Linked DNA regions of Homo sapiens: region 2 is linked to region 1. Evidence: read pairs that join two places in POLR2A ChIA-PET (ENCODE). Cell type or tissue: PC-9. All regions are shown on one strand. Each heading gives the region's core, and the rest is flanking DNA. Links, peaks and the distances in the headings are about the cores only. Region 1 has its middle 100 kb from the start of SPRY4-IT1. Region 2 overlaps FGF1 (fibroblast growth factor 1).

What was found. ChIA-PET counts read pairs that join two places held together with the same protein. Peaks named below come from ENCODE experiments on the same cell type or tissue, not always from the same donor. Only the 100,000 strongest peaks of a DNase experiment are listed, where the experiment ranks them.
Region 2: POLR2A ChIA-PET joins it to region 1 with 6 read pairs; 2 of 35 experiments call an interaction of 5 or more read pairs at or near these places.

Annotation. Positions count from the first base shown.
Region 1 is chr5:142,210,928-142,225,916 of GRCh38, forward strand. No RefSeq gene overlaps it. Among named protein-coding and RNA genes, the nearest start is that of SPRY4-IT1, 100 kb to the right of the region's middle. RefSeq lists a silencer at 5,481-5,650 and an enhancer at 12,504-12,553. In PC-9, for the core only: no CTCF peak of the experiment used is centred there; no DNase peak of the experiment used is centred there.
Region 2 is chr5:142,630,477-142,645,465 of GRCh38, forward strand. The region is part of intron 1 of FGF1 (fibroblast growth factor 1); the gene reads right to left. Among named protein-coding and RNA genes, the nearest start is that of FGF1, 48 kb to the right of the region's middle. RefSeq lists a promoter at 13,660-14,004 and an enhancer at 14,129-14,989. In PC-9, for the core only: no CTCF peak of the experiment used is centred there; a DNase peak (open chromatin) is centred at 6,425.

The sequences.
Region 1 (14,989 bases), core at 7,088-9,587:
CAGGGCAGCGGTGACCCTGATTGAGCCCAGCCGAAGCCCAGCCTAGAAGGAGGGGGCAAGTGGCATCCCCGGCCTCAGCCTCATTCAGGACTGGTTGTCTACAACCCAGTGTGGTTTTGCGGTTCCTCTTGGATTTTGGATGTTCATAAAATAAGCTGCCAGCTGCCTGCCTGCTGTGGTAGGGGGAGGGTCTGTGGGACGAGTGCCTTGCTGTTGAGGGCTGGGGGTGCTGACGGGTTCCAATGAAGCTGGCCTGTGAGCCTCCTGGATGGCTGCCTAGAGCACTTTCCTAGGCCAGGGCAGGAGGCCCAAACCACCTGCTGGCCTACTGGTGAATGAGTAGTAGACCAGGTGGGATTTCATAGCTGCATCTATTCGGGATTTTCAGAAGGCTTCCAAGGTTTCTATCCCCTACCAGTTCTCCTGGCCGCACCCATCTTCTAGCCATGTCCTTCGACACCCACATCTCCAGAAGCTTGGCCGTGATTAGCGCAGTGCCTGGCGCAGAGGGGTGAGGCCTCACCTTTCTAGGGCCTTCTCGGCCTGCGGTGTGTTCTGGGAAGCACCGAAGTCTGGAGAGTGAGGATCAAGCAGGTTCTCTTTCTTCCATGGGCATTGTCAACCAGTGAGAACTTTAAGGCATCACAGTGTGTTTGCTTTTAGCCTCCAGGGGCAATCAGATCTCTCTGCTGGAGGGCCTGGCGGGGTCTCTGCTGCTGGTGGGGAGACAGCAGTGGTGCCCAAGCATCTTGGCCCTGGTGCTCTGGGGGTGTGTTCGGTCAGCTCTGGGACTAGGGGGTCCTGTTCCAGCCCCGTGGTCATTGGCTGATTTAACCCTGAGGTGGCCTTGGTTATGCAGGCCACCCAGATATAGCCTCTCCCTGGGCTTGGGCTGACTTGAGCAGGCTGCTTCACCTCTAAGAGTTTGCTCTGCCCACACAGGCTCACTCCTCTGGGAGTGACACATTCTGGAAGTGTGTCCCCTAACCTCTGTCCACAGCCTGGGGGCCGGGAAGAAGACCACTCCAGCTAAGATGAGATTCTGTCTCTTCTTGCACTTGACACTTCCCTCAGATTTGATACTTGTTCCCTGACACTGCGCTGTCTTATCTGGCCTTGAAGGCAGGACTTTCTCCTCCTTGGAAACTAGAGGTACCAGGATCCCTGTGAGTGGCCAGGCACTGGGGTGTGGCTTGAGGGTCACCCATTGTGTTCATGACACATCATCCAGACATTTTCTTTTCACCCCCCATTGCGGGGACTAGGATCACCAAGGTCCTGCCCTGCTGCCCCTCCCAGAAGCCTGGGTGATACCCCAAACTTCAAATAAGGTTAAGAGAATTGGCTTTCATTCCAGAATGCTTGGGTTCAAACCTGACACCATTACTTGCCTGCTCTGTGATCTTGGACAAGTGATATAACCTCAGTGCGGCTTAGTCCCCTCTTCTCTACCCCCTCAAAGAACTATTATGGAGATTAGATAGGATAAGGTACATGAGTAGGCTGGGTGTGGTAGCTCACGCCTGTAATTCCAGCACTTTGGGAGGACAAGGAAGGAGGATCACCTGAGTCTAGGAGTTTGAGACCAGACCAGCTTGGGCAACACAGCGAGACCCCATTTCAAAAAAAAAATTAAAAATCAGCTGGGTGTGGCGGTGTACATCTGTAGTCCCAGCTACTTGGGAGGCTGAGGCAGGAGGAGGATCATTTGATCCCAGGAGTTTGAGGCTGCAGTGAGCTATGATTGTACCACTGCACTCCAGCCTGGTTGACAGAGCAAGACCCCATTTCTAAAAAAATAAAATTGGCTGGACGAGGTGGCTCATGCCTGTAATCCCAGCACTTTGGGAGGCAAGGCGGGTGGATCACCTGAGGTCAGGAGTTCGAGATCAGCCTGCCCAACGTGGTGAAACGCCCTCTACTAAAAATACAAAAAATTAGCCGGGCGTGGGGGTGGGCGCCTGTAATCCCAGCTATCAGCAGGCTGAGGCAGGAGAATCACTTAAAACCCAGAGGTAGAGGTTGCAGTGAACCAAGATTGCACCACTGCACTCCAGCCTGGGCAACAAGAGCAAAACTCTGTCTCAAGAGAATAATTAATTAATTAAAAATAAAAGTCCCCTGGGGGCGATGGCTAATGTCTGTAATCCTAGCACTTTGGGAGGCCAAGGCAGGAGGATTGTTTTTGAGCCCAGGAGATCAAGATCAGCCTGGGCAACATAGCGAGATTCCTTCTCTACAGATAATAAAATTAGCTGGACATGATGGTGCTCGCCTATAGTCTCAGCTACTCAGGAGCCTGAGGTGGGAGGATCACTTGAGTCTAGGAGTTGGAGGGTGCAGTGAGCTGTGATTGCACCACTGCATTTCAGCCTGGGCAACAGAGCAAGACCTCATTAAATGGTAGTCATTGTTTTTGTTATTCCTTACAAAATTTACCCAGCTTGTCTTCTGTTCCTCAGGACTGATCAGTGACAGGGCTAACAGAAAATTAACTCAATTAGCTGGGGAAGACATTCATAACATGCTTTGTGCCAGACACTGTTCTAAGCCCTTGATATATATTGTTGAATCCTCCTAACAACTCTCTAAGATAGGCTATTATTATTTTTTTAATTGTATTATTTTATTTATTTATTTTATTATTTTTTTTTAAGACAGAGTCTTGCTCTGTTGCCCAGGCTGGAGTGCAATGGTTTGATCTCGGCTCACTGCAACCTCCGCCTCCCAGGTTCAAGCGATTCTCCTGCCTCAGCTTCCCGAGTAGTTAGGATTACAGGTGCATGCGCCACCACGCCCAGCTAACTTTTGTATTTTTAGTAGAGATGGGGTTTCACCATGTTGGTCAACCTGGTCTCGAACTCCTGACCTCGTGATCCGCCCGCCTCAGCCTCCCAAAGTGCTGGGATTACAGGCATGAGCCACCGCACCCAGCCCTGTTATTATTATTATTATTATTATTATTATTATTATTATTAGAGACAGGGTCTCACTGTTTTCCCAATGCTGGTCTTGAACTCCTGGCCTCCCTAAGTATTGGGATTACAGGTGTGAGCCACCACTTCTGACTGGTACCATTATTATACAAATATAAAATGAGGAAACCGAGGCACAGAGCGGTCAAGTGAGTTGCCCGAGGATACACAGCTAGTGAATGGCTGATCGAGGATTCAGATGCAGGGAGTCTGGCCTCAGAATCTATAGCCTTCACCCTAACACACTTGGTTTGCTTCCCCCAGAAAACAAAGGGCAATGGAAGAACCTGACCATGGAGTGGTGATCGGGCTGGGCTTCTAGTGCTTTTCCTATTACCACAGGCAGAAAGCCCCCATCCCTACTTAGTCCCCTGGGTACCTGGGGCATCTCACCATTACTAGCATAGGATTTTGTGATTTGCAAGACATGTTTACACATCTACAATTTCTCTGCCCCTTCCAGCAATCAGGTGGGGAGGACAGAAGAGAGTAATTGTTATTTCTTTCTTACCAAGGCTCATAAAGGTGAAGCAGCTTGCCCGAGGTCACCCAGCTAAAACAACACAATAGGTTTTCAGGTTCCCAACGCAAGTTCTTTTATCTATACAGTCATCTCCCTTTATCCACAGGGAATACGTTCCAAGTCCCCCAGTGGATACCTGAAACCATGGATAGTACTAAACCCTATATGTGTGTAATATGTTTTTTTTTTACTATACATACATACTTGTGATAAAGTATAATTTACAAATTAGGCACAATATGAGCTTAACAACAATAATAATAAAATAGAACAATTATAACAATATACTACAATTAAATTTATGTGAATGTGGTCTCTTTTTTTTTTTTCCTCACTCTGTCACCCAGACTGGAGTGCAATGGCACAATCTCGGCTCACTGCAACCTCTGCTTCCCCAGCTCAAGCGATTCTCCTGCCTCAGCCTCCCAAGTAGCTAGGATTACAGGCATGGGCCACCACACCCGGCTAATTTTTGTATTTTTAGTAGGGACAGAGTTTCGCCATATTGGCCAGGCAGGTGAATGTGGTTTATTTCTAATTTTTCTTTCTTTCTTTCTTTCTTTTTTTTTTTTTGAGACAGAGTTTTGCTCTTGTCACCAAGGCTGGAGTGTAAATGGCATGATCTCGGTTCACTGCAACATCTGCCTTAAAGGTTCAAGCGATTCACGTGCCTCAGCCTCCTGGGTAGCTTGGGATTACAGGCACCCGCCACCACGCCTGGCTAATTTTTGTATTTTTAGTAGAGATGGGGTTTCACCATGTTGGCCAGGCTGGTCTTGACCTCAGGTGATCTGCCCACCTCAGCCTCCCAAAGTGCTGGGATTACAGATGTGAGCCACCGCGCCCAGCCTCTTTCTAAATATTTTACTGGATCATGGGTAACTGAAACTGCAGAAAGGGAGACCGTGGATAAGACAGAGAGACTACTGTACCATCCTGCCTTTTGCTGATGCCAAGGGTAGTTCCTATACCTGAAAAACATAATATAAAATACTATCTTGGGGTCGGGTGCAGTGGCTCACACCTGTAATCCCAGCACTTTGGGAGGCTGAGGCGGGCAGATCGCTTGAGGCTGGGAGTTCAAGACCAGCTTGGCCAATATGGTGAAACCCCATCTCTACTAAGAATACAAAAATTAGCCAGGTGTTGTAGCATGCCTGTAATCCCAGCTGCTCAGGAGGCTGAGGCACGAGAATCACTTAAACCTTGAAGGCAGAGGTTGCAGTGAGCCAAGATCATGCCACTGCACTCCAGCCTGGGTGAGAGAGTGAGACTCCATCTCAAAAATAAAATAAAATAAAATATTGGAACTAGACAGTCTCTTAAAGCCATGCAGTTTATGTTTGAATATGCTTGAATACCTCCAGTGATAGGTAACTCACTACCTATAAGAGGAAACTAGAGAGTGGATCCTGATGGTATACAAGAAGGAGGTGGCCTGGGACATGGCTGACCTGCTGACCTTGGAGATTTTTGCCCCACAAATGAGGCTGCAGGATTGAGTCTATCTGAGGAATGTCCTGCAGCCAGGCCCACAAGGTGTCCCTCCCAGCCCTGCCCCAGAGCCCTCTCAATCCTTCCTCTCTAAAACCGCAGCCCCTCCTTCAGAAGGAAGCCCTCTCTGCACAGACTGGTTAAGGTTTATTAGTCCTTAAAATTCCTTCGAGATGAGTTGGTATTTATTTCCCTGCAAAGCTTATGTAACCGTAAGAGGATACTGGGGCTGCCAAAGCTGTCTGTGGTTTGGATGGGGCTCACAGCGGTTTCTTCTGGGAGCTAAATATTATAATGAGTGACCTCATACTATCATTTTCTTTGGAACCGAGTTGTGCTTGTCCCAGTGGTACCCGGAGCTACCTCCCAGGCCCCTGCTGTTTTGATTCAGGCCAGGACCAGAGGGTAGAATGAAGGGAACAGGGAGAAAAAATTAGTCTGTTGAGCCAACTTGTTCACTCGGCTTCCGGGGAGGCTGAGATCTGGGTTTTCAGCCAGCGCCGAGCGCTGGGTGGCCACAGTGATTGGACTGCTGGGGAAATTATGGGAAAGGCCAGCCTTCCAGCTACTGTCTGTTTCAATCTGAGCTTTTGTAAGGATGCAGATTTGGGACTTGGAACAGGAATGGGTTGGGGAGGATCTGACTGCTGAGTGGTCACGGGCCAATCCTTAGGAACTGTTGAAGCTTGGGAAGTCTTGCATGGGGAGCCTCCAGCTGTTGAGTAAGAGGCGCCATTCGTGGAGCACTTGCTGTATACCAGGCACGAAGAAAAGCACTCTGCCTGCATTCACCAGGGGGGCTGTGTAAGACAGTGGGTTGGAGGGTCGACATAGTGTGGAATGGCTGGGTCTGTGTCCCAGCTCCACCACTTAATGTCCGTGTGACACTGGGCAATGATATAACCTATATGTCCCCATCTCTAAACAGTGGTGATGACAGCCCCCCTGTGAGGTTGTTAGGAAGATTAAATGTGATAATGCAGACAAAATGCTTGCACAGTGTCTGGTATAGAAAAGAACTCAAAAAATGTTAGCCGTCATTATCAGCGGCAGCATCTAACTGGATCCTCATAGCATCCCTAAGGGGTAGGGTCTCTTGATCTCCATTTTGCAGGTGAAGAAATGAGACTTGAGGGGTCATGTGGTTAATGAGCCACAGGACTAAGATATGAAAACTTCACTCTAGTGTCCCCTTGGCCTGGAGGTGGAAAGGGTGGGGTTTACTGCATGGATTCCTTCCTTAGGGAGCTTGAAAGCTGCCACGTGCAAGGCTAGGGAAGGGAAAGAGCTGGATTCCCTGGCCATGGAGGTCTACACTGGGAGAAAAATGGTTCTTAGAAAAGACTCTGAGGAACCTACTGGATGGTGAACTTCAAGAGGGATCAGGAATCATGTTGGTCTTGCTCACCACCACGTCCCAGTTCTGAGCACAGCGCCTGGCACCATGGTTTTTGACTGAATAAGTTACATTTGCAATGATCCTTTGAGCATTTTCATTTTAACAAGAAAAGCCTGGCTTCTTTCTCTGTTATTAACTTTTTTGACCTCAGTGACACCATGCAGGTGGCATCTACTGGGGCTGATAAATCCCCTTGGGAATAAAATGCCCAAGGCAGATGAGGGGAACACAGCTCTGGGGCCCAAGAGAACCCACAAGGGAGAGGGAAGGATGGGTTAGTGCTTCCAAAGCCCTGGTCAAGTGCCTTGAATGTAGTGGGCAGATAGATATAAAGCACCTTCTAGGTGCCCACCATGTGCATAAGTGCTGCAGACACAGAAGTGAGCAAGAGAGACAGAGAATTCCCTGCCCTTGGGGAGTGCCTGGCCTGGTCGGGAAAAGATAGCAAATGAGTAATTAAATGAGTAGTTGTTGATTATAAATTGTAGTAACTGCTGTGAATGAAAAATGCCCTAGGTACCAAGACAGAGAATCATAGAGAAGCAGAATTCCTATTTTAAAGTAGTCAGGGTAGGCCTCATGGAGGAGGTGATGTTTAAGCTCATTGGGAAACTTTGTACGACCTCGAAAGGGACTCAGTTTTCTCTCCTGATGGTCACAGGGGAGAATTGGAGGCTCATAGGCCCGAGGCTGGCATCAAAGCCTAAGTGAAGCCATGTTAAGGTATTTCTGAAGCCCCTTTTGCACTAGAATCTCAAGAGTAAAGATTCTGTCTCACCCAAAAGGCTGGGAATAATTAACAGTGAAGGGACAAAAGAGGAGCCTAGGCCGGGCATGGTGGCTCACGCCTGTAATCCCAGCACTTTGGGAGACCAAGGCAGACAGATCACCTGAGGTCAGGAGTTGGAGACCAGCCTGGCCAACATGGTGAAACCCCATCTCCACTAAAAATACAAAAATTAGCCGGGCGTGGTGGCATGTGCCTGTAGTTCCAGCTACTCGGGAGGCTGAGGCAGGAAAATCACTTGAACCCGGGAGATGGAGGTTGCAGTGAACCAAGATGGCGCCACTGCACTCCAGCCTGGGCGACAAAGTGAGACTCCATCTCAATAAATAAGTAAGTAAATAAATAAATAAATAAATACCTAATTCAAGAAAGAAATGGAGTGGCTCTAGCCAATCAGGCTAGAGGTGCTATACATCGCTATTCCGAGGGCATACATGAGGCCCGTTTTCAAGAGTTTTTCACATTTATCCCCTTGGTTCAGGATCTTCTTAAATTATTTACATGTCCCCAGCAAGAAACAGCTCTGGACTTTTGCTTTACCCCTTTGCAGAGCATTGTCAACCACTAGTCCTCTTAGTCATCCTCACCCACACTCAATAGGCCCTGCCAGTTCTACCTTTGAAGTGTACCCCAAATTCGTCCTCTCCCAGCCCCATTGCCCAGTGCTTCCTGTTCTCACCAGGCCATGTGCACACGCTGCCAGGGAGGCTTTTAAAGATGTTGGCCTCGGCCAGGCACGGTGGCTCATGCCTGTAATCCTAGCACTTTCGGAGGCCAAGGCAGGCGGATCACTTGAGGTCAGGAGTTCAAGACAAGCTTGGCCAACATGGTAAAACCCCATCTCTACTAAAAAATACAAAAAAACTTAGCTGGGTGTGGTGGTGGGCACCTGTAATCCCAGCTACTAGGGAGGCTGAGGCAGGAGAACTGCTTGAACCTGGGAGGCGGAGGTTGTAGTGACCTGAGATGGTGCCACTGCACTCCAGTCTGGGCTACAGAGCAAGACTCTGTCTTAGTGTATGCTTATTGTAACTTGGAACTAAAAAGCCCTTTCCATGGCCGTAGTGGCCCATGCCCTTTCCCATCTGCGTCTTGTACTCCACACCCCTCACCCACCGCCCTTCACCTTTCGCCAGGATTTTGTCTGAATGGATCTAGTCCCAGCTGCATACGTTCAGCATAGACAATGATTAAAACCTAGACTTCAGGGGTCTGTAGCTGGAGGCAAGTTGCTCTGTGAGCCTGTTTCCATACCTGTTCAATGAGCATAGGAAACGCCACCTCTGACAGATGTTTAAAGAATGTTAATGGGAAAGTCTCTTTCCCATTTAGGCTAAAACAAAAGTACCTCCTTAGTATACTTTATACTTTAAACCTTCCAGGGCACTTTCCCATTCGTTCTCTTATTTAAAGCTACTGAAATCTGGGCTGGGTGTGGTGGATCACTTGAGCCCAGGAGTTCAAGACCCGCCTGGGCAACATGGCGAAGCCCCATCTCTACTAAAAACACAAAAATTAGCCAGGCTTGGTGGCTCATGCCTGTAATCCCAGCTACTTGGGAGGCTGAGGCAGGAGAATTACTTAAACCTGGGAGGCAGAGGCTGCAGTGAGCCAAGATCGCACCCTGCACTCCAGCCTCAGTGACAGAGCGAGACTCCATCTCAAAATAAATAAATAAAACTATTGGTCGGGCGTGGTGGCTCATGCCTGTAATCCCAGCATTTTGGGAGGCTGAGGCAGGCGGATCACCTGAGGTCGGGAGTTCGAGACCAGCCTGACAAACATGGAGAAACCCCCGTCTCTACTAAAAATACAAAATTAGCTGGGCATGGTGGTACATGCCTGTAATCCTAGCTACTCGGGAAGCTGAGGCAGGGGAATCGCTTGAACCTGGGAGGCAGAGGTTGTGGTGAGCCAAGATCGTGCCATTGCACTCCAGCCTGGGCAACAAGAGCGAAACTCCATCTCAAAAAAAAAAAAAAAAAAAAACTATTGAAATCTGCATATGGTTGGGTGTGGTGGCTCACGCCTGTAATCCCAGCACTTTGGGAGGCTGAGGCTGGTGGATCACAAGGCCAGGAGTTCAAAACCAGCCTGACCAACATGGTGAAACCCCGTTTCTACTAAAAATACAAAAATTAGCTGGGCGTGGTGGTGCACACCTGTAATCCCAGCTACTCAGGAGGCTGAGGCAGGAGAATCACTTGAACCCAGGAGGTGGAGGTTGCACTGAGCTGAGATCACGCCATTGCACTGCAGCCTGGGCAACAGAGCGAGACTCCGTCTCAAAAAAAAAAAAAAAAGAAATCTGCATATGAAGCAGGGTGGGCGATGTGGTCTCCTTATCAAGCAGGAAGTGGCCTCAGAGAGGTTAAAGCCCTGTTCAAGGAGACACAGGGAATGGATAGTGAAACTGGGACTGCAATGACAGCTGCACTTGAACTTCTCCTGAAGGTGATGCTGCGGAGGGACCAGATGAAGACTCTGAGCCCCAAAGCCAGCCAGCATCTAAGGGACAGACCTCTGCTTTCAGGTCAGCCCCGACACGGCTGCCTGCTCAGGGAGGCCGACTTCCCTACAGCCCAATTCTGGGGCACTCACACATCTCTCAAATTCTTCAGTGTTCACCCTCTCCCTGGTCTTCTCCCATTGCACTTCTCCCGCCACTGACCTTGGCTTCTCCAGCCTTCCCTCCTCCAGTTTACAGCCCCAATTCACTGGGCAGTGTGGGGAGCTTGGGCCAAGGGTAGGATTTGGCTGTGGGGTGGGTGGGGTCACAGGGCAGCGAAAGCTTCACCAAACATCTTGCCCACTACCTCCACAGTCCAAGTCCGGGGATGCATTTCCTAAGGGGAGCCCAGTTCGGTATCTAAATCCTTCAAGGTGGGGAGCCAGAGGGAGAGGGGTGTTAAGATCTTTAACTTCCAGAATTCACATTCTTGCAATGAGCGGGACCCTGTCCGGCTAAGAAGCATCAGTACCACAGGAGGGAGTTTAAACAGGAAGAGGAGATTTTGCTTTGTGGTTGTGATTTTAATGCTCTCCCGGCTGGTTGGATGAGTGCCTACTTTCTGGGGCTGGGGTGGTAGGGTGGAGGTGAGAAGGTGGTGGGGGAAGAGAATAGGGAGGAAAGGAGAGTCCTCAAAAAAGTAGTGTAGCTGCATGGGAGAAAGCGATGTCTGAATCCTGTGAATCCCCTGGAGCTGCTTCCCAGCTGTTTGACCTTGTGAAATGGCCTAACTTCTCCCAACTTCCATTTCCTCATCTGTATAAAAGCAGGGACAATACTTCCTTTATTAAGCAAATATCTTCTGTCTGCCTACCGTATGCTTGACCCTGTGCAAATGAACAAGACAAACAGGAGACAGGATCTCTGCCGCCCTGGAGCTTATATTCCAGGAGGGAGACAAACAAGAAATACATCAACTATAAACAAACAAGATAATTTTGGATCATGCTAAGTGTTAGTCAAAAGCCGAAAGGGAGTGGGGAACATGGGACGGACAGGGAACTCCTCTCTGAGGACGTAGCCTCTGAACAGAGTCCTGGAAGCTGAGAAGTCAGTTCTGGAAATGGAGGAAGAGTGCTCCAGGCGCAGGGAACAGCAAGTGCAAAGGCCTTGAGATGGGAATGGGCTTGACGCGCTTGCAAAACAGGCAGTGGCCTGAAAATATAAAATGTGGTGAGCAAGCGGAGAAGTGGTTTGAGCAGAGGTGGGAGAAGTAGGCCAGAAACAGATCACACAGGGCTTTGGAGGCTATGCTGAGGGGTTTGGAAGGCTTTCGAGGGTAAGTTAAGCAGGAGAATGACATGATTAGGTATGTATTTGAAAAGATCACCACCATGAATTTTCTGAGCCTCATTTTCCCCCTCTGTTAAAAATGAGCATAATAATACATATCTCACAGGATTATAGAGGATTAAAAGACTTGAAAGTTAAAGCAACAAGCAAATTGATGAACATATATGCCCGAGGTGCACAACAAATGCCAGGACCATGATGTGAAGACTTTTTAGGAGCTCTGAAGAGATCTGCTTAGGAGTGAGGATGGTTCCTAAAGAGTTAATCAAACCTGTCTTGGGAAAAGCAATCCCATGCTGCTAATATAATGGTAAAGGATGCAATTCAGGCTGTTTATTTTTTAGAGATTCAGTGCTCCTATTAAGCAATCACTCTGTTTATGTCACTGCTAATTGAAGTAAATTGCTTTCTGCAATCAAATCGGGAAGTTCCCCCTTCCGATCACGAAAGGGACTTGGACTCTGGTTCCTGATTTCCAGTATTTAGTCTGACTTGAGATTTGCCCTGTAATTAATTGCATACATTCCACTGATTTCCTTAAACAAGCAGTTGGTTTGCCGTTGGGTCGGCAAGGGATGCGTTGATTTTGAAATTGCCCCTGGGATAGGAAGTGTTCCGCCTCCCTTCTCTCGCAACCCCAGCCACAGCAGCCTTCTGGCTGATGGAGCTGGTGGGGAGTGGGCCTCACAGCAGATGTGAGAGGTGGAAGTGAGCAGCAGGTGTGACCGCTGTGGTCCAGAATCCTCTTGGTGCCCCCGCCCAGTGGAGAATTCTAGTGCATTAGAACCAAAGCCCGTGAATCAGGCTGGAGGAATTCCGGGCCATGGGCACAGGCTTCCTCGCACCAATCATCAGCTCTATTTTCACTTCTCTGAGAGGCATGGGAGGAAGTGAGGGGAGGTGGGCAAAGAGCAACACTGCATCTGAATAAGCACCCTAAGAGCCCCGATCCTCTCCACGGCCCAGTCGCTGCCACCCACCCCACACCCCACCCCCAGCTCTCCGTCGTGTGCATAGGCCTGGAGGATGTTCAGGAAGGTGTGAAGGGGTACCCCAAGGAGGTGGGAGTAAAGAGTTTTAAGGCCTGTGGCCCAGCCCCAGGGAGGAGCACTCCAGCGCCTGCTCCTGGTCTTGGGGAGCAAGAGCAGGGGATGAGGAGGAGTATTTGATGCTGGACACAGCTGTTAGGTTAGGTTGCCAGGTCACTGAGAAAACAGACAGTGTCCGCCCCATCCTTCATCCTTGACGCTGAAAAGAAAAAAAAGGGCCTCAGGATTTAGTTGAAGGTGAAGACGTTGGGTGCTTTACCTTGAAGTGTGGAGAGCATCTCTTTATGGATTAATCCTGTGACCCTGCAGAAAGTGGTCTTCAAGGCCCAGCTCAGTGGCTGCCTCCCACATGAAGTCCTGTCTGATGCACTCCCCAGGAGTCTCCCTCTCACAATTCCCTTGGACTGTGTGCCTCTGGGGCAGTGCCACACCTGTCCTGCCCCGCAGTGGGCTCTATATTTGAGTTTCCTCATCCACCGACAAAGCACCTGGCGTGAGTGAGATTCTGCTAGGCTGGGGATTCTCAGGTGAGCTGAAGTCCGGAGTTCAAGACCAGCCTGGTGAAACCCTGTTTCTATTAAAAATACAAAAATCAGTGGGGCGTGGTGGCACGTGCCTGTAACCCCAGCTACTCGAGAGGCTGAGGCAGAATTGCTTGAACCCAGGAGGCGGAGGTTGCAGTGAGCCAAGATCACGCCACTGCACTCCAGCCTGGGTGACAGAGTGAGACTCCATCTCAAAAAAAGAAAAAAAAAGACTCAGTTGAGATACAACCCCTACCTTCAAAGAGCTACCAGAGCCGCAGAAGAGTTAGGTAAGTAACAGGAAGTTAATTAAAGAAGTAGCATTGGCTGGGTGCCAATGGTGACTCATGCCTGTAATCTCAGCACTTTGGGAGGCCGAGATGGGCGGATCCCTTGAGACCAGGAGTTTGAGACTAGCCTGGGCAACATGGGGAAACCCCATCTCTACCAAAACTACAAAGACTAGCTGGGTGTGGTGGTGTGCACCTGTAATCCTAGCTACTTAAGAGTCTGAGGTAGGAGGATTGCTTGAGTCTGGCAGGTTGAGGCTGCAGTGATCGCACACTTACCATGAGCCAGGCACTGTACTGAATGTTTTATATGCATTGACTTATCAAACCCCACTATATCCATACAAGGGAGAGACTCAGTATATTGAGTTTGCCGATGATGAAATTGAGGCTAAGCCACTTTGGAAAACAGGGAGGCAATTTCTTAAAGAGTTAGACAACCCATACTTTTTCTTCCCCATACAGCTCAGCAATTTCACTGCTATGTATAGACCCAAGAGAATTGAAAACATATATCCACACAAAAACATCTATACAAATATTACATAACAGTAATATTTATAATAGCCCCAAACTGGAAACAATTCAAATGTCTATCAACTGATGAGTGGATAAATAAAATGTGGTTAATTTATACAATGAAATATTATTTGACAATAAAAAGGGAAGAAGTACCAGTATATGCTACAGTGTGGATAAACCTCAAAAACATTATGCTATGTGAAAGAAGCCAGACATAAAAGGCCACATATTGTATGATTCCATTTATAGGAAGTGCCCGGAAATGCCAAATCTATGGAGACAGAAAGTAGATTGATTAGTGGCTGCCAGGGAGTGAGGATGGGATGAGGACGAACTGAATGGGCACCAGGGATTTTACTGGGGTATTAGAAATGTTCTAAACTGAATTGTGGTGATGTTTGCACAACTCAGTAATATCTACTAAAAATTATGACATCGTGGCCGGGCGCAGTGGCTCACGCCTGTAATCCCAGCACTTTGGGAGACAGAGGCGGACGGATCACCTGAAGTCAGGAGTTCAAGACCAGCCTGTCCAACATGGCGAAACCCTGTCTCTACTAAAAATGCAAAAATTAGCTGGATGTGGTGGCAGGTGCCTGTAATTCCAGCTACTTGGGAGGCTGAGGCAGGAGAATCTCTTGAACCCGGGAGGCAGAGGTTGCAGTGAGCTGAGATCATGCCATTACACTCCAGCCTGGGTGACAGAGTGAGACTCTGTGTCAAAAAAACAAAACAAAAAAAATGAGGCTAAGTAAGATGGAGCAACTTGTCTGAAGTGATTAGCTGTTAAGTGATGAAGCCAGAATTCAAACCCAGGCAGGAGTGCAGTGGCACAATCATGGCTCACCCTAACCTCGAACTCCCGGGCTCAAGCAATCCTCCCGCCTCAGCCTCCTGAGTGGTTGAGACTGTAGGTGTGCATCACCATGCCCAGTTACATTTGTTTTTACTTTTTGTAGAGATAGGGTCTTACTATGTTGTCCAGGCTGGTCTCCAACTCCTTGGCTCCAGTGATCCTCCCACCTCGGCCTCCCAGAGTACCGAGATTACAGTCAGAGCCATGGAGCCTGGCTCAGAGACCGCATTCTTAACCACTGTGCAACATTGCTTCCCTGAGGTAGCTTATCTCAGCCCAGCAGGGGCATGCTCACATAGGCTTGGGATGAGGCTGGCTTTCTTGGGATATCTCTGGGAAAAGTAACGCTTGAGTTGTGTCTGCAAGTCTTGCGTGCAAGTTCTCCTCCACCAAGAAGGCTTCTGGGTTCCCATCTTTAACCCTCCCTACCTTTTAAGAGCTGGATCTTATTGAGTAAACAGAAGAGTGAATGCCTACAGAAAGCAGGTGACACCAGCCGTCTTCCCACCATGATGAAAATCCATAATCTGGTGACTAATGTGGCCTCTGGAGAGGTGCTTAGCTGGAAACAGGCCTCACACTAGGGCTCTGGCCCCACTGAGGTCCAGGGCTGATTCCCACAGGCAGAGATGTCCTCTGCCCCTCTTTAGGCTGGAAAGAGGATAAACTTCCTTCTTTGGGCCTTTTGGGAATTCTTGGCTTTCTGGGGGCTTCTTCCAGGGGCACATTTGAATTAGGGCCAGGAAGGCAGAAGGAAACAAGCACTTT
Region 2 (14,989 bases), core at 5,013-7,512, 420 kb after region 1:
TTAAAGTTTATATCAGATTGGCTACTCCCTAGCTTAAAACCTGTCATGGCTTTCCATTTCCATAAAGTAAAATCCAAACCCTTACCATGGCCTATGAGACCCTGTATGGTCTGGCCTCACCTACGGCTCCTCCCTCCCTTTGCCCCTCTATTCCAGCCACTGCATGTACCCTTGGGTCCTTGAGCCCACTATGATCTCCTCCATATGGCTGCCTTCCTACAAATTGGTCCCTCTGCAGCAGTGCCCTTCCCTAACAGTTTCCCATGGGCTGCCTCCCATGCCCCTTTCAGAGGGCAGCTAAAGTACCACCACCTCAGAGGTCTTCCCTGGTCTCCCCAGCTAAGGTAAGTTCCTTCTCTACCTCCATGATTCTCTTTTGCAGCCTCTTGTTCTCTTTCTTCCAACATTCACCATCATCTGTAATTAATTATATATCCATCCATGCGTTTTCTTGTTTGACATCTTTTTCCCACGCTGGACTGTAAGCTGCTGGAGGACAGAAGCCATGTTTATTCAACACCTTCTGCGCAGCCCTCAAACGATGGCCAGCACAGAGGAATTGCTCAGATATTTATTGAGTAAATGAGGGAGGGAGGGAACAAATGAACAGATAAATTTCAGCTTGTAGAATCTTGACCTAAGGACTCTGCTACGCACTAAGGGACTTCAGTGTCCCATTCTGCTCTTTGTTGTGATGAACTTTGCTCTTCTAAAGCAAGTGTTTTTCCCCTAGATTATTTTTATAGAAAAAAGTGAAGCAAATATAGAGATAATTATTGATTCTTGCTCATCAAGTCCCTGTTCCCTATCACCAACATCCTCCTGAGAGCCTGCTGCAGAATTCCTGGGAACCACAGGAAATACGTCCACTAACCACTTGAAAAACACTTATAAAAATAGACCGGACTTGACCTTCTTCCTGTGGAAGGGCCTTTTTCCTCAGGGCAAACATTGCAAAGAAATTTTGTCTCTTCTTAGGAACCTCTCTTTCCAATCACTTTCCCAGCAGGATTTATCTGGACGTTCTCAGAATCCTGTTCTGAAATTATTTCCCCACTGGCTGGGTCATCACTTGAGCAAATTGCTTATTTATTATTTCCATGCTATTGTTTTTATATTAAAGTGATAAGATAGAAATCAAGACCTGGGGGAACTATTGGGATATTTCACAGTAGGGGTAGCTTTATCCTCACCAGGGGTTAACACCCGTTGCCTCAGACTTCAATACAGGTGCACTGCCTTCCTTACTTTGATCATTATCCTCTCAACTCATTCCTTACTTTTAAATTTTATTTAAATTAGCTTTTTTTTTTTTTTTTTTTTTTGAGACGGAGTCTTGCTGTGTTGCCCAGGCTGGAGTGCAGTGGCGCAATCTCGGCTCACTGCAAGCTCCGCCTCCTGGGTTCAAGCGATTCTCCTGCCTCAGCCTCCCCATTAGCTGGGACTACAGGCGTGTGCCACCATGCCCAGCTAATTTTCTTGTATTTTTAGTAGAGATGGAGTTTCGCCATGTTGGCTGGTCTTGAACTCCTGACCTCAGGTGATCCACCCGCCTTGGCCTCCCAAAGTGCTGTGATTACAAGCACGAGCCACCACGCCCGGCCTAATTTTCTTATTTAAAGCAAGCTTTATCTCCCTGGTGTAACTGCAAAAATTTCCTATAAATAGAAGGCAGTGATAAAGATCAATACAATGAAGCACAGCAATGGCATTGACTTCTGCTTAGATGCTGCCTCCTGTCTGCTGGGCTCTTTTGGTTATAAAGAGAGAAGAGCAGTTCTTCTAGGGAAGTTGAAAACATAATTGTCCCAAGCCAAGGTTTTCTCCTTGAGTAACCAAAATGACTAAGGAGACTTAAAGATGGGGGCTTCTTTTCTCTCTGCAGTGTTGTTCAAAGATACTTCTCAGTACCACTCAGAATTTCTCTTATCAACAGGGGCACATGTACCATACTTTTGGGAAACAAAGAAATAATATTTAAGGTCTGTTGCTTTGGTGTTTTATCAATTCAACAAAGCAGGGGACATCAGTCCACTTACAAACCCTTAACCATAAGGGGATGATATAAAAATTAGAAAATACAGATAAACAATAAAAAGTTTTAAGAGATTGTCCATGATCATATCTGCCAGAGATGCCTTCTGTTAACTTTTCTGTTCATAGAGATGTAAGCATCTTACAAAGCAGAATCATATATAGTGAACTGTTTTATAACCTGCTCTTTTATGATCTGACTTTACTCAATACATTAGGAATTTCCCCCTCATTAATAAACAGAAACCTACACCTTCATTTGTAATGGTTGCATACAGATGGTTCATTTGTAATGGTTGCACCTTCACTTGTAATGGTTGTAATGGTTGTAATGGTTGCACAGGAGTCCACAATAGGAACATGCAAAACTGTGTCAACTAACCTTTTATTGTTGGACATTTAGGTTGTTTACTTTTTTTTTTTTTTTTTAGACGGAGTCTTGCTGTGTCGCCAGGCTGGAGTACAGTGGCACAATCTCGGCTCACTGCAACCTCCACCTCCCAAATTCAAGTAATTCTCCTGCCTCAGCCTCCTGAGTAGCTGGGACCACAGGCGCCCGCCACCACACCCGGCTAATTTTTTTGATTTTTAGTAGAGACGGGGTTTCACCATCTTGGCCAAGAAGGTCTCAATCTCTTGACCTCGTGATCCACCTGCTTCGGCCTCCCAAAGTACTGGGATAGGTTGTTTACTCTTTATCACTATTATAAGCAAAACTGCTGTAGTCATCTTTGCCAACTATCCCATTACTTCCTTGGGAAGAATTTATGGAAATGGAATTACTGGGGGAAAGCACATGCATTTTATTAAGGCTTTTACTCAGACATTTCCGAATGTGTGTACCTTTTACAGGCTTGAGTTCCATTTTTATTCCTTGACTTCTCTCTACTTCCTTTCTGATGTATATGTCTGCTCTTTAAGGTAGAAGAGAAATTAATGTGAAAGTTTTAGATCTGCTGACTTTGGTGTCAAAATCTCCTTGTAAAAAAGAGGCTTGCTTCCTTTGCCTAAACTTCCTCTGAAGACATACAGTAGCATTCATGGAATTTCCCTGCACCCATTTTTGTGCACGTGCCCTACCTGAGGGATGCTCTTCCAGCAGTGTGGGCCTGTGACTCTTGCCGGAGTCCAGTGTGCCCCAGGCTCACGGGGAGCAGAATGCCCACTGCAGCATTGGCTGAAAGCAGCTTTGGACTTGCCTTTTGCCTTTGACTCTTTGGGGCCCAATTTACTGCTTTGCTATACCACCATTAGAGGTGTCTCAGCTCCGACCTCTGTTCGAAGCTCATCCCCTGACTTCTGACCTCTCCTCCACTCCTGGCATCTGTTCAAAGCTCAGCTCCTCCATGAATCTCCAGGCACTAATGACTCTGTTGAATCAAGACCTCCCTCGGCTGGGCGTGGTGGCTCACGCCTGTAATCCACGTACTTTGGGAGGCCGAGACGGGCGGATCACGAGGTCAGGAGATCGAGATCATCCTGGCTAACACGGTGAAACCCTGTCTCTACTAAAAATACCAAAAAAAAAAAAAAGTAGCTGGACGTGGTGGCGGGCGCCTGTAGTCCCAGCTACTCGGGAGGCTGAGGCAGGAGAATGGCGTGAATCCGGGAGGCGGAGCTTGCAGTGAGCCGAGATCGTGCCACTGCACTCCAGCCTGGGTGACAGAGCGAGACTCCATCTCAAGAAAAAAAAAAAAAAAAAACTCCCTCTAGTGAAATCACCTCTCTAAAGTTTTATGTGTGCTCCTTTTATCCACTGTGACCACATCTCCCACTTATTAAATGCAGGGCTTTTGTGCCTGGCACAGAGCATAGTGTATTGAAGTAATACTTGCTGAAATAAGAATCCAGCCAGTCTCCCAGATTGAAGTGAGGCTTGGCACAGCCAAGTTAAAAATGGCAGACGGTTGTGAATTCTTGCTCACTTAGCATTCCAAACGGTATCCTTGTATTTAAAATAAGAGACAGCCTAGATTCAGGGTAAGAACCATGGCTGGAATTCAGACCCCTTGCCACTAAGCAGATGTGTGACTATAGGCCAGTTGCTAGCCGCTCTGAGTCTGGTTCCTCATCTGAATAGTACTTACTCATAGAGTTGCAAAGATCAAATTTGATAATAACGTGTAGAGGGAATAGTCCAGTACGCAGCATATGATAAGCTTACCACAAATAGTATTATTAATGTCTTTCATCCTTTGGGAGTTCACAAAATAATGAAGCCTCCCTCCTCAGTTTGGACTGCAGAGCTCCTGGCTCCTACACTTTTGTGGATAATGGTACTGTTTGACTTTCTCTAAAAATCTGCTGACTGTGCCTTTCCATGGAGAAGAGAAAATAGTTGCTTTGGTTATTGCTTTTTTTTTCTTTTTTTTTTTTCCACGACTCCTTGTAACAAAGTAACAAACAGTCAGGCTGAGTAATTAGCCAGAACAGGATAAGTCTCACCAGATGTCCCCAGGTCGATTGCTCGTTGTTGCACAAAGCTGTATAATTTGGAGTACTTCTTTTGATTTTCTTGTACCTTTTCCACTTAATTTAAGTATCGGAAAGGCAGGGGCTGAATGTCTTAAGGGAGACTTACACTATAATGGTTGATACTAGACTCCAGAGTCCGGGAGACCTGGCTCCCCCTGTGGCTCTGCACTAACTTGCTGGGTGACTTTGGGTAAGTCACTCCACTCCCTTGTGCCTCAATTTTCTTCAGTTTTCTTGTCCACAGAATGGGGATGATAACAGTACCTCGTAGGGTGTTGGGGAGGATTAAATGAGATAATGCATGTAAAACACCTGGCACATACTAAGGTCTCAGTAAATGTGAGTTACCGTCATCTTCATCTTGCTCAAATCCACCGCCATCATCACCTTTCTATTGTACCTGGCACAGGCCCTTCCCTATGGGAGCAGCTCAGTCAGTGTCGACTTAAGTGAATAAAATGAATAGAATATGCCCCCCCGCCCCTTCCACAGAAGGTGAAATCAACAATCTTCATTTTTCTGCATGTCCGAAGTCAAGCTTATGGTGCTTTATTTTAAATGAGGTTTGCAGCGCCTGACGCTGGAATTCCCAGTTACAGACCTGAGCTTCTTACCCAAGCTGCATCTTGTGTTACAAGGCACAGGACATACCATGGCACTCCCACCCTGAGCTTTCTTCCCCAAAGTAGGGCCCACCTGCCTGGGAATCACATAGGTTCCCCCAACAAAGGGTTCTGACTTGCTGGGCTGAGTCGGGGCTGGCACCCACATGTTCAACAAGATTCCACAGAGGATTCTGATGTGAGACTCCCTAGTCTGGGTGATATTTTTTCTACATCAAGATAGAAGAAAGCAGTGCAGCCTAGAAAGGAAGGGAAGGCTTGATTATTTTTCTCTTTTTAGCAAAGCCACTGAAATATGTCCAAATCTACTCTTGTTTTATTTAAAAGCGGTGGCCCTGGGGACACTGCCCATTTTGATATGTTTATTTTTTTCTATTTCTTTCCATTACTTGTATTTCCTTTATTGAATTACTGTTTGTTGCTGCTGGTGGGAAGAAAATAAAACAGAGGGTGAGGCAACATAAGTGAAGACTCCCCCTCCTTCTTGCTCTGTTTTGCTGTGTGAGGCTGGAGCCGGATTTTCTGCTTCTGCAGTGAGACGGGAGGCACGGGCCACTAGCAGGTACACCAATGCATCTGCACCTTATCTGATTTGCTCCACAGTTCTGCTTTGCTGACCATGATGGTGCCTGGTGGAAAGGCCCAGCTTTCTCTGAACTGAGCCAGAAACCGGATCTCAAAAACTGGGACCTAATCACAACACACAAGCCCATAATATGATGACATCAGGCCTTTAGGGTGAGGAAGGGAGGTGGCTCAGGATTACCATGAGGTCCTGTTACATTTCAGTTTGTCTCTGCCTCTTATTTTATTTGGTAAAATTGTTCCCAGCTGTTTAACAATCGGAGGACTCATTCATTCACTTGTCACATATTCAGTGAGTACCTACTATGTGCCAGACATAAGGAATATTGTGAATAACAAGGCAGGCACAGAGAGGCTCTCTTGAAGTTTGAATTCTGGTGGGGAAGACCTTTCCCCATGCAAGCGATTTTGAATGAACTGAGTATTATAGTGGCAAAGTCCAGGTTGCCCTGAGAGCCAGGTAATAAGCAATCTATAGGACCTGGGAGACTTCGGAAGACTTCTTAGAGGAAGGGGTATTTCTATTACTAGTGAGTAGAGAGAGGGAGGTTGCAGGTAAATGTGCAGAGGTCATGAGTCCAGAAAGAGCAAGTTTTACTTGGGGGAACTGAACAGAGTCCATTATGGATGAGGGGAGAAGGCTGTGGCTGGGGAAGCTGGCAGGGCCAGGCTACACAGGGTCCTGTAGGCACCTGTCTGAAGAACTGTGGGAAACTATGGAATACTCAGGCTGGGATGTGATGTTATCAGATTTGCATTTTTAAAATGTCATTCTGGCTGCTGAGTGACTAATTGGAGGAAAGGCAAGGAAATCAGCTGCAATTGCCCAAGTAAGAGGTCTTGGGACCTCAGATCAAGTGGTATATGTGGGTATGGGCTAAATGCTGTGTCCACTGCTCACAGCTTTCCAGCCAGGACACCTTGAGTATGTCAGCCCAGCGGCCCTCTCTGGGAGAGACAGTGGCATTTAGCCAGCGCACGGTACTGGCAGATGAACTAAACTCGAATTTTAAAATCCCAACACCAAAGATACAAGGAATATAATTTCCAAACAAGATGTGCTGCTTTGAGAATGTGGAGGTCATTGACCTCCAGAGGCAGATTTGGAAGTGAAGAACCACGGCGTTTTTGTTTTTTTTTTTTTGAGACAGAGTCTTGCTCTGTCGCCCAGGCTGGAGTGCAGTGGCTCGATCTCAGCTCACTGCAAGCTCCGCCTCCTGGATTCACACCATTCTCCTGCCTCAGCCTCCCGAGTAGCTGGGACTACAGGTGCCTGCCACCACACTCAGCTAATTTTTTTGTATTTTTGTAGAGACAGGGTTTCACCATGTTAGCCACGATGGTCTCAATCTCCTGACTTCGTGATCTGCCTGCCTCGGCCTCCCAGAGTGCTGGGATTACAGGTGTGAGCCACCATGCCCAGCCACCATGGCATCTTAATAGTTGACAAACAGTGCTGGGAGCCAGAGCTCCCTCATTGCCTGCCATGCAGCCTGGGCATCCAGGACTGTCGTCCCTGCTCTTCTGCACCCTGCCTTGGACTCACCAGATGACTGGACACATTGTCTCTCCCTTGGTGTGAGTATGATCTCAAGAACCCAATTGACAAGTCATGCTACTGTAGTTTATAACATCTACAAAACAGTGCCATTTGTGAGGGAGGTTTAAGGGCAGGACAGAGCCTGGAGGGGAAAGGGTGGACCAGCTGGCTCTCAAGTTGCCTTCTGGTCTTATGACTCTGTGGGGCTTGGTGATGCTAGAGGAGAAAGCTGAGACCATCTGTGGGGGCTTCATTCACCTACTCAGCAAATGGTCATTAAGAATCTACTATGTTCTGGCTGCATCCTCAGACAGCGAACAAAGCATGGCAGTGAACAAAGCCGGCAGAGCTTTCATTCCAGTCATTTCCTGAGGACAGCTGGTGACCCACTCTGCCCCCAAGCTCTCCTGGTCTTTGTACTGAGTAAAGACAGATGGCCTGAGAGTTCCCCAGCTTTGAACCATCAGTGGCCTCAAACAAGAGTGAACTCCTTTTAGTTCTCACATGTGCCATGCTTACTCTCACCTTGAGCCTTTGAACTTGCTTTTCCGTTGGCATGGACCTCTCTTTGCCAACAATGCCACCACCTCCACCTGCTACGACCCCCAGGATATTCCTTCTTCTCCCTCAGACTTCACCCCGGAGGCCTCGCACTAGTTATTTGAGTGTTTCCTCTGACTTTGCTCCATAGGGCAGAACCCCTATCTTGCTCAGCTTTTTATCCCATGTCTAGCATAAGCCTGGCACATAATATGTGCTTAATAAATATGTGTTGACTCACACAAAGTACAAAGATCAACTCAAAATGAATTGAAGTCTCACATGTAAGACCAGAGTTTGTAAATCTGCTAGAAGAAAACATAGGGGAAAGCTTCTTGATGCAGGTCTGGGTAATCATTTTTTGGATATGATTCCAAAAGCACAGACAACAAAAGCAAAAATAGTTCAATGGAATTGCATCAAACTAAAACGTTTCTGGGCAGCAAAGAAAACAGAGTGAAGAGAAAACCTATGCAATGGGAGAAAATATTTGCAAACACATCTGATAAGGTGTTAATATCCAGAATATATAAGGAACCCAAACAACTCAACAGTAAGAAAGCAATCCCATTAAAAATGGGTAAATGACCTGAACAGATAATTCTCAAAAGAAGACATACAAATGGCCAGCAGGTACAGGTAAAAATGCTCAACATTGCTAATCATTAGGGAAACACAAATTAAAACCACAATGAGATACCACCTCATGCATGTTAGAATAGCTAATATCAAAAAGACAAAAGATAACAAGTATTGGTGAGGATGTGGAGAAAGGGAAACCCTAATACACTATTGTGGAAATAAAAATTGGTACAGCCATTATGGAAAACAGTATAGAGGTTCCTCAAAAAAATAAAAATAGCACTACCACATGATCCAGCAATCCTACTATTGGGTATATATTCAAAGGAATTGCAATCAGTATCTCAAATAGATATCTGCACTCCTGTGTGCATTGCTACATTATTCACAATAGCCAAGATATGGAATCAACCTAAGTGTCCATTTACAGATGAAATGGACACTTCATTTCATCTGTATCACACATGAAATCTGTAACACATTTCTTCTAAAGAAAATGTGGTATATACAGACAATGGAATACTATTAATCCATAAAAAGAGGAAAATCCTGTCATTTATGACAACATGGATGAACCTAGAGGACATTATGCTAAGTGAAATAAACCAGACACAGAAAGACAAATACCACATGATCTCACTTATATGTGGAATCTAAAAAAAGTCAAACTCATTGAAGTAGAGAGTAGAATGGTGGTTGCCAGGAGCTGGGGAGAGGTGACTGGAAATGAGATGTTGGTTAAAGGGTACAAGGTTTCAGTTAGACGAAATGAATAGGTTCTAGAGATCTATCGTACAGCATGGTGACTATAGTCAGTAATGTGTGGTATACTTGAAGATTGCCAAGAGGGTAGATCTGACATGTTTTCACCACACACACACAAAACGATAATGTTGCGAGGTGATGGATATGTTAACCAGCTTGATCATAGTAATCATTTCACAATGGACACATAGATCAAAACATCACATCATATTCCCTAAATATGTGCAACTTTTATTTGTCAATAATACCTTAATAAAGCTGGAAAAAAATAGTTGTTGAGAGAAAGGATGGTGGGAGGGATAAATGATGATCTGTCCCATCCAGTGTTGCATATCAGTTTACCTGAAAAGATGCATGCTGGCTCAAGTCTCTTCACAAACCAAAGTCTGTTAAACTCTGCTAATTTGTCAGTTGCCATACTGAACCCAAGTATGAGTATTTTTGATTAAGTCACTTTGGAATGAATCATATGTATTTTCTAAAACCCTGGACCCCTCTTCACAAAAACAAACCAGAGAGAGGAAGAAACTCGAGAAGAAGAGACTGAATTAGACTATTATTCATTAATTCGTTCAACAAATATGTATTAAATACTGTGATTTATCAGGCACTGGGAACACAGGGGTAAACAAGAAAAGCAAAGACCCTGCTTTCCTTGTCAATTTTTATTCCTATAGGGGGAGGTATTAAATTTTTAAAAGTGAACAGCTAAGAAAATCTAAAATGGTGCTAATTCCCGTATCTCCTGGTAGAAAGGAGCCCACGGGGGCTGGAAGGGGAGAGTGCACCAGGAGGTGGAGTATGGTGGGGGGGGGGGTCTCTCTGAGAAGCGGCATTGGAGCTGAGGCCTTTGCCAGGTGGGGTCAGGGTTGTGCACAGAGCCACATGCACCTAAGCCTGTCTTGTGGGCTTGTGATGCGCATGAGCAGGGAGATGGCCTGTCTCAGAGAAGAAACAGCAGGATGCGGTACCTTCTTCCAGCTGTTATCCAAGAATAGGCAAGAGACTCGAAATAATCCACCAATTGAGGGGTAGGGCACAAGAGTTAATACAATCTTTTTAAAGTCAAATGCTTCTCAGAGAACCAATGCTGCCTCCATCTGAACCTGTCCTCATCCCCACCAAACCAAAAGTCATTTCCTCCTGTGACATCCTGTGCATATTGGCTGTGGCTGTTTGTGGCAGTCACTGTATCCTACCCTGCAATTAGAGCTATTTGCATCCTCCGTTTGGCCTCCCTTGGGAATCTTCAACTCCTCGAAGGCAGGGATTGGATCTTGTGCACTCCCTTCCCCCACAGACATAGACTCTCTCCATATACTTAGTAGATGCTCGGTGAATATCTGTTGGTGTTTATTCAGTTGAATACTAGGATTTCTGGATAACACTTTGGAGACATACATATTACAAAAGGAGAAGAGTTTTGATTGCAGGGAAGGGAAAGATAATTTGGGCGTATAGAGATCCCACACTTAGGTGGTTCTTCTAATGGAGAATGTTGAATGCTTTGAGACTTTCCAGTGGAGATTGGCCAGGATAACAAAAGAAGTTGTGAGGGCCACAAAAAGAAGATCGGGCAATGAGGACTAACTGCCTATTTTGCTGTTTTGGTCTTAGTGGTTAAAAAGCCATTGAGAATTATTTTGCGTGCTTCCTCCAACTCTTGGTCCTTGTTTGATCTGAGATTTCTGCTGTCTGGTTAGCTGGTTGATTTAGGGTTCACTTAGGGTTTCTTTTCTTCTTGTGTTTGTCATTTCCTTTTTCTGTGGGGGTTAATTTTCTATATATTCAGAATGTTTTTGTCTTGAATAATCTAAATATATACAGCTAGAATGTATTTTTTATTTAATTAGTATTTTTGAAGTATTTTCACTTTAAGCTGAAATTCATTTTAAATGGAACTTGACATCAATAATGAAAATGAAAAACCAGTATCACTTGCCACAGATGGTCATTGTAAAGGTAAATTTGTTGTAAAAACATATTGTAATGAATTGAATCTAATTTATTTGTACTATATTATTGAGTACTTTGTTATCTCATGATTTATTATAGCAGCACCACCGTATAAACAGTGTTATTTCCATTTTTACAGATGATAAAACTGAGATCTTGAGAAATTAACTCCCAGGGCTAAGAGGTATTTTAGGCATCCGAATAATTATTCAATTTCGGTTTACAAATGGAATACGTAAAGAGAATCTTATGATTCCATTTTTACAGATGATAAAACTGAGATCTTGAGAAATTAGGTCACTCCCAGGGCTAAGAGGTATTTCAGGCATCTGAATTATTATTCAGTTTCGGTTTACAAATGGAATATGTAAAGAGAATCTTATGAATTTCATGGAGCTGAAAAATGGATCTGAAGGTGGCACTGGAGATGATTAACCTCTCAAATAGACACATAAATTAACTGGTTACTTTTGTAAGTAAAAAGAAAATCAAATGAAGCATGGGAAAACAAAGCAGAAAAGCAAGAGTTAAGAGAACCCTCTTCTAGGAGGAGCACAATAGGGCATCCACCACTGTCAGAGAAGCCAGCTGACCCTTGGCTTCCTGGGTCACCAGATGGGTGCTGTCAGCAGTGACCTTACCTCCAGGACCAGGAATGGCCCAGGAAGAAAAGGTTACATGGAGACAGGAAGGGAAGAGAAGAACTAGGAGCTTTGGTTCCCTCTTGGCTGTCACTTATGAAGTACACTCAAGTTCATTTTCCTTGTCCCCTTGGCCTGGGGGTAATGTCCTGATCAAGGCCTGAGGGGATAGTTCTGTGGGGCCTTTTCAGGGTCAGAAAACTCACATGCCAGCAACTTTGTTTGCATCAGCAAACCCACCTGCATCATGCAAGCACTTGACTGGCCACTGACTCCCAACACAAAGCAGATATCAAGATATGAAGAGGGAACACACAGGGCTTCTGAACTGGTAGGGCTTTGTCTTGATGATCTGGGTAAAGGACAAGAATGGGTGGCATACGGTATGCCAAGAGTGAACAACAGCAGCCACCAAATAGATCTGGCTTTGTGCTGGCTTGAGCCACGTGGGCTCCCAGAGGAGACGCTCACTGAGGTCTGTGAAGGCCTTGCTGCACACCTGCCTGAGAGAGCCAAAGAGCTGTGTGTGTTGGACTGTGGCTTTTTGAAATATGTTTGGCTGGGAGATGGGAAGACCTGGGATCCTGTAGACCAGTGAAGGGGAGGTGGGATCAGGACAGACTCCACTTGGAGCTGAGTCCTAGAAACTGCTCTTCTGTTTTTTTTGTGTACACAACATCAATGAATGCCATGCATAGCCTAGAGTATGGAATAAATCTCTCCTAATAAATATATGGTTGCCTGATTAGGTTAGTCATTATGCTAAACATTTGTTTAGGCAATGCTTACCAGCTAGAAATATTAACAAATAAGGAAAAACCAAGTTTTTCTTAAAGAACTAGGCACTTTCACATACACTATATCCAACGCACCCCAGGAGGCTCCATGGCTTCTGCCTCCTCATTTGAAGAAACCAGCTTGTACTGCCTATCAACAGATTTGCAAAATTGAATGTTGTGATATAATTCTCCCTTGAGGAAAGGGCTAAATCAAGGTCATAACAATTATCGAAGATATAAAGAACTGTAATTTAAAAGACAGTATCACCATATATGCATCAGAAAAAGAGACTACAAATTACACACACACACACACACACATACCCCAAAATATGACAAAAGCCATTCCTGGGTGCTAACAGTAAAGATGATTTTTGTTTTCTTCTTTATGTTTTTCTATTTTTTCCTAATTTTCTACAAGGAGCATGTATTATTTGTATAATCAGAGAAATTATTATTCTGACAAAATCAATTTTAAAATGCTATATATACCTCTTGCTGCAACCTAGGAGGCAATACCCTGAGTTACTGGCTAAAGTTCCTCACTCAAGTCTCCCTCTAGGAAAATAGGGCTTTTCCATTTTGGATTCTATTTGAAAATTTCTCAGTAGGGACCAACAGCTGACCTTAAGTTTCAAAATTGTACCCATGAGAGAGGTGACCGCTAAGGAATCAGGCTTCCTTCCGATCGCTTATTATGCACAGAACATTCTTCTTCATCTGGCCCTCACTTTTTCATGTTTTCTGTCAACAGACTCTTAGTTATAGTAAAACAGATCTACATTTGCATACCAGCTCCACAATTTGCTAACCATGGGATCTTAGCCAAGTCATTTAAAATCCTTGTGCCTCAGTCTGTTCATCTAAACTGATAGGTTTATTATGAGTATGAAATGAAATAATGCATGTAAGCTCATGTTAGCGCAAGCAATAAAAGTTGGCTATTATCATTATCCTATTGGCTTCCCCCAAACATCTTTTCCAATTCTCATGCAGAGAACATTTTCCCGACTTAGCTAGGCTCTGTAATCTCAAGGCTTGTAGTGAGAACTGTGGCCTTCCAGAATGTCCCCAGGAGCCCTAAAACAAAAAAGGAAAGCCTTAAAACATGCTTACCTGCTGGCCCGTGGCTGGCTTCCCTGCAGAAGTGGCAAAGCCCTTCTTTGAGCAGTGAACTCACTCACTAAGGAATCCCCCAAGAGTCTGGCCAGCCGGCCCCACTGCCTGGTTGCCTCACTGAGTTGGTGCTCTCTTTAAGCTGTTCCTTTTGTTTTCTCTGACTCAGAATATCTTAGGTCATTTTGAGACAGCCTTCTCCTCCACACCTTCCCTAATTCTACCTGCTGTTCTGGAAATTTGTCATCATTTTTGACGGCCCGGCATCTGAATCCCCACCCCATGTATTTGAAAGTTACACCCGCCCCCTCATTCCCCACCACACACATACACACGTACATCTTGGTCTGGCTGGACCATTCCTGCAGTGTGATTTGGGGCCACCACACCTTCCCAGTGACTCTGGGAGCAACCCCAGGTTCTCTGAACTCTCCTTCTAGAGTCAATTTTGGTTGCTTACAATTAAGAAACCAAGCCAGCTCCTCCTCATCCTTCATACCTACCTTAGTATAAATCCTCTGGCTGTTGGTTTCCAAAACTCCCTGAGCATGCATGTCATATGATTTAGCATATTCTGTTATGATATTTTACTATAATTGTCTGTTTATCCCCACACCCCCAGACTGTTAGCTCCCTGAGGACAAGGACTAAAGCTGTTTAGCTTGTGATAGTCTCTCCATCATGGGCAGAGTGCATGGCACATAGTAGACCCTCAGCAAATGCCAAATGAATGAACAAGCAACAAAACCTTAGCACACATGAGAGGACCAGAAACAAGCACGGTAGCTCCACTTGGAGAACCAGTTAACTCGCCAGCTTTCTGATATTCTGGCACCACTCCTAGTCGGATTCCAGGGGAAATCAGATTTCTTTTAGGCTTTGGCAAGGAAGAAGATCTTCCAGCAGCATCCTGAGTGGGAGGGTGCATTGTGGGCAGCGTCTTGAAATGGGTGAGTAATCCCCCAGGCAGCTCTTAGCTTTAAACCCTGGCTTGTAATGCAGTCATCTCCTGAAGCTCCCAGCTTAAAATGGAAAGTGGCATTACTCATGGTGAAGGGCAGGCAATAAAAAAACATTTAGGTGGGGCCAGCACAATGGAGTGAGTATTCCCTGATGGCGGATGAGAACGTCTCCACTCTGAGCACTCACAGCCCTGGCAGACGGCTCAGTCATAGCAGGGCTTTTGAGCTACACCTCCGAGTTAGCTCATCACACGGCACCTCACTCTTTGGGGTGCTGGGAGACATCGCATTCCTCAGCCTACAGCAGGCGTGGTGGGAAGAAATGCCCCTGAGTCAATATTGGAAGGTGGTAGAAGGAGTGGATGAGAACCTGGGCTTTGGCATCCAACTG